Linked DNA regions of Homo sapiens: regions 2 and 3 are each linked to region 1. The links are chromatin contacts, found by Hi-C or POLR2A ChIA-PET in ENCODE. All regions are on one chromosome and are shown on one strand. The core of a region is the stretch at or near the end of the contact, and the rest is flanking DNA. Distances in the headings are between cores, read along the strand shown. Region 1 has its middle 16 kb from the start of LINC02130. Region 2 overlaps XYLT1 (xylosyltransferase 1). Region 3 holds the start of TNFRSF17 (TNF receptor superfamily member 17).

Region 1 (3,161 bases), core at 495-2,994:
ATTCATTCACACCACAGTGCACAAGGGTTCCTTTTTCTGCCCAACGTTGCCAACATTTGTTGCCTTCTGGGTTTTTATTTTTCATTATTTTTTTTGAGATGGAGTTTCCCTTTTGTCACCCAGGCTGGAGTGCAATGGCCCAATCTCGGCTCATGCAACCTCCGCCTTCTGGGTTCAAGCGATTCTCATGCCTCAGCCTCCTGAGTAGCTGGGATTACAGGTGTCCGCCACAATGCCCGGCTACTTTTTGTATTTTTAGTAGAGACAGGGTTTCACCATGTTGGCCGGGCTAGTCTTGAACTCCTGACCTAGTGACCCACCTGCCTCAGCCTCCCAAAGTGCTGAGATTACAGGCGTGAGCAACCGCGCCTGGCCACCTTCTGTTTGAGAATGGCCACCCTAATAGGTGTGAGGCCATAGCCTACTGTTCTTTGGATTTGCATTTCCCTGCTGAGTGGCGTCAAGCACCTTTTCATATGCCTCTTGACCATTCATTTGTCTTCTTTGGGGAAGAGTCTGCTCAGGTCCTTTGCCCATTTTTGGAGCTATTTGGTTTTTTGCTATTGGGTTGTAGGAGTTCTTTATATATTTTGGATATTAACCAACATATATACAGGGGAAGGTGGGGGAGGCAGGAGGGAGGGAGGGAGGGAAGGTGGGAGGGGAAAAGGCATGGCAGGGAAGGCAGGGAGGAAAGCAGGAGGGACAGAGGGGAGAGTAGTAGAAGGGGGAGGGAGAAAGGGAGAGGGAGGAAGGGGGAGGAAGGAAAGCAGGGGGAGGAAGAAGAGGAGGGAGAAAGTGGGGAGAGGAGGGGGAAAGTGGGGAGAGGAGGGGGAAAGGGGGGAGAGGAGGCAAAGAAAGGGGAGGAGGGGGAGGGAAAGAAAGGGGAGGAGGGGGAGGGAAGGAGGAAGGGGGAGGGGAATGAAAGCAAGGTGGGGGGCAGAGAGGGGAGGGGGAAGGGGAAGAAATGGGAGGAGGGGGAGGGGGAGGGGCAGAGGGAGGAGGGAAGGAGGAAAAGAGGGGGAGGGAAAGAGGAAAAGAGGGGGAGGGAAAGAGGAAAAGAGGGGGAGGGAAAGAGGAAAAGAGGGGGAAGAGGGGAGAGGTAGAGGGAGGAGGAGGAAGGGGGAGGGGGAAGGGGGAAGGAAAGGGGAAGGGGAGGGTAGGAGGGAGGACAGGGAAGGGGAAAGGGGAGGGGGAAGGGAGGAGGGGAGGGGGAAGGGAGGAGGGGAGGGGGAAGGGAGGAGGGGGAGTAGGGGGAGGAGGGAAGCGGAGGAGGGAGAGGAGGGAAGGGGAGGAGGGGGAGGAGGAGAGAGGGACGAGGAGAGGAGGGGAGGGGAGAGGGAGGAGGAGGGGCGGGGAGAGGGAGGAGGAGGGGAGGGGAGAGGGAGGAGGAGGGGAGGGGAGAGGGAGGAGGAGGAGAGAGGGAGGAGGAGGGGAGGGGAGAGGGAGGAGGAGGGGAGAAGGAGGAAGAGGGGAGGGGAGAGGGAGGAGGAGGCGGAGCGGAGAGGGAAGAGGAGGGGATGGGGGAGGGGAGGAGAGGAGGATGGGGAGGAGGGAAGGAGGGAGTAGTTTATTTCATTTACCCATCTGAGTAGCCCAAGGTTGGAACTGCATTCTGTTGATGGGGAAACGGAGCAGTTAAGTAACTTACCCAAGGTCACACAGCTGACAGGCTGAAACAAGATCCAGTGTGACACTCAAACCGAAACCGCTACACTCAAAACATGCTATGCTTTAATGATGTTACATTTTTCTAAGTTTAAGATTTTGAAAAGTTGTGCGTGTACATGCTCACCAAAAGGCAATGAACAAATCTGTGTCCTGCTCTCAACCCCAAGTCCCCTAACCACGAAGTTTCACTTCCACCTCCACAAGTAACATTTCACCATTCAGTGAGTAGCTGTAGTTTATGCAATGTAAGCTCACAGGAATATATTCTCACGTCCTCCCCTTTTTACACAAAGAGGTATACTTGCTTTGTGCATACTTGCTTTTCTTACCTAATAAAGCTTGGAAATGCTTCCTCCCTGGTTTTTCACAGCTGCATAGCATATGCGGTTATACAGATGGTGCCATTTATTTTTAACTAGTGCCCTACTGAAGGGGGTTTAGGTTGTTTCAATCTTTCGCTTTTACAATGTTGCAAAAAATAACCTCAGAGGTAAATAAGGTCTCACAAGCCCCAGTTTATCTGTAGGATTACTGCTGGGCTGCAGACCAGCTGGGACAGAGGATTTCTGCATTGGTAATTTGGACAGATATTGGCCAAGGAGACCAGGTTCATATACAACTCAGCCCAAATTCCAAAGCCAAGAGTGGGGGGGGGGGGCGGGGGGTTGGGTGGCAGCAGAGACCCAGGAGACACAAGGACACACATCCCCTCTCTATCTCCTCCAGTCCTGCCACCATCTCACCGCTGTCAGCTTCCTTTGAGCTTTCCTGTGATCACAGAACAGTGATGACCCCATGTCTTAAACGCACAAGATGAAATAGCACACAACCCTAACAAGTGAGGAAGACAGAAGGAAAAGGGCACCAAGATTCATTAAAAGGGGGCAAAGCGGGGCCGGGCGCAGCAGCTCACGCCTGTAATCTCAGTACTTTGGGAGGCTGAGGTGGGCAGATCATTTGAGGTCAGGAGTTTGAGACCAGCCTGGCCAACATGGTGAAATCCCATCTCTACTAAAAATACAAAAAGTAGCCGGGCATGGTGGCAGGCACCTGTAGTCCCAGATACTTGAGAGGCTGAGGCAAGAGAATCACTTCAGCCCAGGAGGCAGAGGTTGCAGTGAGCTGAGATGACACCACTGCACTCCAGCCTGGGTGACAAAGTGAGACTCCATCTCAAAAAAACAAAATAAATAAAAATTTAAATTTAAATTTAAAAAGTGGGGGAGCAAAACGGGAAAACATGCCAGAGAAGGGCAGCCCCCAGCATCCCTGTCCATCCCGCAGGGATGACAACATGGAACAGGGGAGGGTCTCAGACTTCCCCAAATAAACTGAGCCATGAACCGAGGACCCTGAGGCACCTGGGCCGCTCTCTGGGCATTCCCTAATCAGGAGGGTACTTGAGGCAGCCGGTCCCCTGTGCCAGAGCCCCGTGCATGGGGTTTCATGTGCATTATCCCAGCTAAGCCTCCTGGCCACCCATGAGGTCA
Region 2 (3,161 bases), core at 194-2,693, 2.9 Mb after region 1:
CATTTCTAGGCATGTAACCTTCACATTTAACTTGCATTTAAGCAAAATGATATGCGTGTAGGGAGGATTGCTATGGCGAGTTTTTAATTGCCAAAGACTAGAAACCACTTCAGCCTCAGCAGTTGTGGTATGGTTAAATAAACCATGCTATGTGAATGCAAATGCAAAATAATGCAGCTATTTCTTTCTTTCATTCTTTCTTTTTTTTTTTTTTTTTTTTTTGAGATGGAGTCTTGTTCTGTTACCCAGTCTGGAGTGCAGCGGCACGATCTCGGCTCACTGAAACTGCTGCCTCCTGGGTTCAAGTGATTCTCCTGCCTTAGCCTCCCGAGTGGCTGGGGTTACAGGCACCTGCCACCATACCTGGCTAATTTTCATGTTTTTAGTAGTGACGGGGTTTCATCACCACCTTGGCCACGCTGGTCTGGAACTCCTGGGCTCAGATGACTGCCCACCTTAGCCTCCCAAAGTGCTGGAGTTACAGATGTGAACCACCGCGCCCAGCCTAATGCAGCTATTAAAAAGAATGGGGGCCATGATATATATACTGAACCAGAACAATCGATGAGCTAGATAGGTAAGCGACAAAAGCAAGACACAAAATAACACGTACAGTTTGCTGCTATAAGTTAGACTGTGCTTTAAGCACCGTCTAGAGCAATCCATAAGACAATTCAGATCCTTTCTCATTAGCTGTGCAACTCTGGGTATGTTACTTTACCTCTCTGGGCCTCCGTTCCTTTCTCTCTCAACTAGAGCTTTAATAGGAGTTAGTTTGTATATCTAAAGCACATATTCTCAATAGGGATGACTGTCACCCCCACCAAGCAAGCAAAATTTGGGGGAGTATATGTGTGTGAGAAAAAAAAAATCTTAGGCTGGGCACAGTGGCTCATACTTATAATCCCAGCACTTCGGGAGGCTGAGGCGGGTGGATTAGTTGAGGTTGGGAGTTTGAGACCAGCCTGGCCAACATGGTGAAACTCTGTCTCTACTACAAATATAAAATTAGCCAGGCATGGTGGCGGGCGCCTATAATCCCAGCTACTCAGGAAGCTGAGGCACGAAAATCCCTTGAACTCAGGAGGCAGTGGTTGCACTGAGCCAAGATTGCACCACTGTACTCCAGCCTGGGCAACACAACACAACTCTGTCTCAAAATAATAATAATAGTCTTAGATATTGCAATGGTCAGCCGTCCCCCAAAGCTCAACCCTATCTGATAAAATCTTTTCCCACAGTATTTAATTTCTCTCACAAGGGAGAATTTATATTAAATTAAATTTTTCTTCTTGGGAGGGTGATAATGAAAGAAAGTAATGCTTGAGTAATACTGAGCTAAAGTACTCAGAACAGCGTGAAGCAGATGGGGTGACATTTACCTTGCAATGTCGCTGCCAAGTTTAAATACAATAATAGATGCAAAGGCCACAGTGCGAAGGCGTTTCATCAGACTCCACCGCAACAACAGGTGGCGAATGCTAATATCAACTCTCACTTCTTAGATGAAGACTCGGAGGTTTACAAAAGTGGAAAGACTAGGCCAGAGGTCAGCATCTGAGCTGGAATTTTCACCTGGTCTCTCTCTCAGACTAAGAGCTTCCTCTTTATGCTCCAGTGGTGCTTGGAGACCACATGGTCTGTTTGTTCTGGTAGCTTCCCTAAAATACATGTCAGGGCTCGGCACAGTGGCTCATGCCTGTAATCTCAGCACTTTGGGAGGCCAAGGTGGGCGGATCATTTGAGGTCAGAAGTTCAAGACCAATCTGGCCAACATGGTGAAACCCCATCTCTACTAAAAATGCAAAAATTAGCCAGGCGTGGTGGCATACACCCTAGCTACTCAGGAGGCTAAGATGGGAGAATTGCTTGAACCCACCAGGTGGATGTTGCAGTGAGCCAAGATTGTGCCACTGCACTCCAGCCTGGGTGACAGAGCAAGACTCGATCTCAAAATACTACTACTACTACTACTACTAATAATAATAATAATAAAAAAATACATGTCGAGGTCAACCCAGGCCCAGGTACCAGGATGTGTCCTTACTCTGCTGAGTATCAGCATAAGATGTCGAGTCTAGACCAGGGGACACCGTCGTAGCAGACAGCCATGAATACCTCATCCTGTCTGCTGTTAGCAAGCTGCAAAGCCTGCTGGTCCTTCCTCTTCCTCCTCTTGTGAGGCCCTCTGGAGAAATTTCCATCTGAACTGAGCACTGAGAACAGATCCACCTGCCATGAGCAATGGCCTGTGTCAATTATTTGGATACAGGGCAGTGGAAGGGACAGATTTGTTTTCCTTGATGGCAGCCAGAAAGCTCTTTGTCAAATCTCCAGTTCCCCACCATGGTGTAGGTGTTAATACCTATTCCAGCTCCAAGGTATGATGGTCCTATGGTTGTGTTTCCTTTCTTTGTCTCAGTTTTAATTTTTGCAGTCTTATTTTGTTTAGTACACCCATGCAGACTGCCATAAACCCTTCCTGAAAGAGGGATGGGTGTAAAGAGATGAATCAACAAACCACAGAACTTCAAAAGGTTCCAGAAAAAAGCCACCACTGGCACAATAACGGGTTACTCAATCCCCCAAGGCTTTTGAGGAAGACTAGGGAAGGAAGGGGTTGACCTTGGGTCTAGAATGGGTGAGGGGGAGAGAAAAGAGAAAGCGAGAGAGAGCTAGCAAGTGAGCACACATGTGACCGTGAGCTTAATGCAAGGGGATAAGCTGGGGTAGGGTTGGCAGTATGGGTAGGGAAGGGGAGTACATGGGAAAGGAAAGGGGAGGACTGGAGCTTCAGTCGTGATGGATCTTGAAAGACAGACCACTCACTGATTCCTTGGTTTACTCATTCATTCATTCAAGAACTACCATGTGCAAAGAATTGGGCTCCCTGCATGAGATACAATGATGTAAAAAATAATGACGTGGTTCCTGCCCTCATGGAAATCATATTTAGTTCAGGGGTTGGCAAACTACAGCTTTAAGACCAAATCTGGCCTGCAATCCTCTTTTGCGAACCAAAGTTTTATTGGTACACAACCACTCCCGTTCATTTGCATATTATCTACAGCTACTGTACAGCCACGCTGGCAGAACTGCTTAGCGGTGACAGAGCCCATGTGGCCAGCAAAGGCTCAGATATTTACTAATCTATCTGGTCC
Region 3 (3,161 bases), core at 302-2,801, 2.4 Mb before region 1:
CATTTCCTCAAATTTTAATTGAGTCCTGCATTTTTGACAAACATCTGGACGTCTCTATATGGGTATTTCACTCAGTATGGTTAAAAGCAAATTCAAGCTGGGCTTAGTGGCTCACACCTGTAATCCCAGCGCTTTGGGAGGCCGAGGTGGGTGGATCACTTGACCCCAAGTGTTTGAGAGCAACCTGGGCAACACGGCAAAAACCCATCTCTACAAAAAATACAAAACTTACCAGGCGTGCTGGCGCATGTCTGTAGTCCCAGCTACTTGGAAGGCTGAGGTGGGCAGATCACCTGAACCCAGGAGGTGGAGGCTGCAGTGAGCTGTGATTGTGTCACTGCACTCAGCCTGGGAGACAGAGTGAGACTCTGTCAAAAAAAAAAAAAAAGGCAAATTCAAGTGATCCATTTATGTAAACAGAAAAATGCACTATATAAATGTATCTATCTAGAATTCAGGGATCGGTGAAACAAAAGACATCGCATCGGCAGGTCTGTTTGCAACTTCTGGGATACACCAGGTGTTAGCGGTGATGACTTCTGGATGCTTGGACTGTGGATTTTTAAAATGGTTTTATCTGCTCATCTGTATTTCTAAATTTTCAACAATGGAACATAGATTATTGTATTATTATTATAATACCCCAAACCTATCTTCCTCTCAGCCCTCTTTCCACGAGCTCTTACCCTAAATGTCTCTTTTTCTGTCAGTGGCATTGTGCGTCTTCCTTAGTGCATCACCTCTGATCTTCCTGTAGAATTTTTTTTTTTTTTGAGATAGAGTCTTGCTTTGTCACCCAGGCTGGAGCGCAGTGGCCTGATCTTGGCTTACTGCAAACTCCGCCTCCTGGGTTCAAGCACGTCTCCCTGCCTCAGCCTCCTGAGTAGCTGGGATCATAGGTGCCTGCCACCATGCCTGACTAATTTTTGTATTTTTAGTAGAGACGGGGTTTCACCATGTTGGCCAGGCTGTTCTGGAACTCCTGACCTCAAGTGATCCACCTGCCTCGGCCTCCCAAAGTGCTGGGATTACAGGAGAGCGCCACGGCGCCCAGCTTACACCAGACTACTTTTTAAAATGTTTTTGTAAAGTCAGGGTTTCGCCATGTTGCCCAGGCTGATTTTGAACTCCTGGGCTCAAGCAATCCTTTTGCCTTTTGACTCCCAAAGTCCTGGGATTACAGGTGTGAACCCCTGCAGCTGGCCTCAATGTTAAGATCTTAAGGGGCACAGCACAGACCTTGTCTTGTCTATCTCCCTGGCACCTCTCACAGAGTACAGCTTATTAACAGATGTTCCAGAAACTGTTACTGAACATTCGGCTTGATGCTGTGGGCTTGTCTGCATCTTGCAACTGTCACCTGGCTGAGAAATTTCTTCTATAAATAAGCAGTTTCTGTTTCAGATGTGATATGCCCTGATATTTACACCCTGTCTCTTACCCCATCCAAGACTCAAACTTAGAAACTTGAATTAGATGTGGTATTCAAATCCTTAGCTGCCGCGAAGACACAGACAGCCCCCGTAAGAACCCACGAAGCAGGCGAAGTTCATTGTTCTCAACATTCTAGCTGCTCTTGCTGCATTTGCTCTGGAATTCTTGTAGAGATATTACTTGTCCTTCCAGGCTGTTCTTTCTGTAGCTCCCTTGTTTTCTTTTTGTGATCATGTTGCAGATGGCTGGGCAGTGCTCCCAAAATGAATATTTTGACAGTTTGTTGCATGCTTGCATACCTTGTCAACTTCGATGTTCTTCTAATACTCCTCCTCTAACATGTCAGCGTTATTGTAATGCAAGTAAGTAATATTGCTTGAACGATTATTCATTGGTGTGAACTATTCTGTCTATATGGACTGCTTATTCAGAGAATCAACATAATGGGCATGATGGTGAGTTTTCTTGAATCAAAAAGAGAAAGGAAGCAAGGCAGTGATTTTAATGTTTATGGAAACAAAGTAATTATTTGGAACTGAACTTGATATGATTCAGCACTATTAGCAACATAGATTTTTTTTAAAAATCAGCTCTTCTAATTAAGTGATATTTAGAATTTAAAAGTCAATGTTCATTAATTAAGGTGATTGAATGGAAATAATCCATACTTGATTATTTTGCTATCAAAACAATCCATAATTCATTATTTTAGCAAAATAATCAAGTATGACAGCCGGGTGCGGTGGATGGCTCACACCTGTAATCCCAGCACTTTGGGAGGCCGAGGTGGGTGAATCACCTGAGGTCGGCAGTTTGAGGCCAGCCTGGCCAACCTGGTGAAACCCTGTCTCTACTAAAAATACAAAAAATTAGCTGGGCATGGTGGCACAGGTCTGTAATCCCAGCTACTCGGGAGGCTGAGGCAGGAGAATTGTTTGAACTTGGGAGGTGGAGGTTGCAGTGAGCCGAGATCGCGCCACTGCACTCTAGCCTGGGCAACAGAGCAAGACTTTGTCTCAAAATAAATAAATAAATAATAACAATAAAGTATGTGAATATTATGTTATCAGCTCATTATCTGTCTGATGTTCTTTTCATAAAGGTGTGACCAATTCAGTGAAAGGAACGAATGCGATTCTCTGGACCTGTTTGGGACTGAGCTTAATAATTTCTTTGGCAGTTTTCGTGCTAATGTTTTTGCTAAGGAAGATAAACTCTGAACCATTAAAGGACGAGTTTAAAAACACAGGTTGGTTTGATGGTGAATCTTTGAAATCTATTTCCAGGGGATGGCTATTGTGAGTTTCAGTTCCTTTTCTTTTTTTAGCGTTGACTATTTCACTTCGTTACAGCCCTTTCGAATGTGTTAGAACATTGTTACATTAAATGAACTTGGTAGAGGTGAGCCATCTTCATTCTGATTTTGACACCTTGGCAGATTTTCTACAATGTCAGTCTTCTCCAGGATTCTTCCACTGTTAATTACTCTATTGAAAGTACTAAGGCTTTCTTGGGAAACATCAGTCTCTTTGACTAAAGTTAGCACATCGATTAAATGCCACATTATCAGAAACTCCTAGCCAGGTCTGCTACTGTCAGGAAAAGCATATTTGTCAAGATCTATGGTCATGTTTTTATACAAATATAGGTGTTCTTTGCTTGAGTGAACATTTTACTACTGAAAAATGTTAGAAATGAATAACCAGTTGCTCCTGAATTATTTGAGG

The links. Hi-C counts contacts between places; a loop is a spot of excess contacts on that map. ChIA-PET counts read pairs that join two places held with the same protein, here RNA polymerase II (POLR2A). Pooled maps may share reads with other maps.
Region 2: a pooled map shows a loop between it and region 1 (14-fold over the local background). The contact joins two enhancer-like sites. A Hi-C loop is called at or near these places in 2 of 50 pooled maps. POLR2A ChIA-PET finds 5 or more read pairs at or near these places in 2 of 52 experiments (AG04450 and B cell).
Region 3: a loop to region 1 is called in a pooled map, with 10 times the contacts of the local background. The contact joins the promoter of TNFRSF17 here to the enhancer-like site in region 1. A Hi-C loop is called at or near these places in 4 of 37 single-sample maps with no recorded cell type and 3 of 50 pooled maps.

The regions. Positions count from the first base shown.
Region 1 is chr16:14,353,112-14,356,272 of GRCh38, forward strand. No RefSeq gene overlaps it. Among named protein-coding and RNA genes, the nearest start is that of LINC02130, 16 kb to the right of the region's middle. RefSeq lists enhancers at 171-700, 1,674-1,773 and a silencer at 1,494-1,553. Within about 2 kb of position 1,745, at least 5 of the 41 ENCODE cell types and tissues checked have a DNase peak (open chromatin) inside an H3K27ac peak, as active enhancers do; they include B cell, where a contact is called at or near this core.
Region 2 is chr16:17,300,253-17,303,413 of GRCh38, forward strand. The region is part of intron 2 of XYLT1 (xylosyltransferase 1); the gene reads right to left. Among named protein-coding and RNA genes, the nearest start is that of XYLT1, 170 kb to the right of the region's middle. Within about 2 kb of position 1,444, at least 9 of the 41 ENCODE cell types and tissues checked have a DNase peak (open chromatin) inside an H3K27ac peak, as active enhancers do; they include B cell, where a contact is called at or near this core.
Region 3 is chr16:11,963,659-11,966,819 of GRCh38, forward strand. TNFRSF17 (TNF receptor superfamily member 17) reads left to right here and starts at 1,552. Exons shown (of 3, transcript NM_001192.3): 1 at 1,552-1,796; 2 at 2,537-2,683. The coding sequence starts at 1,667. It also overlaps a transcript of NPIPB2 not described here. RefSeq lists enhancers at 1,100-1,219, 1,340-1,779.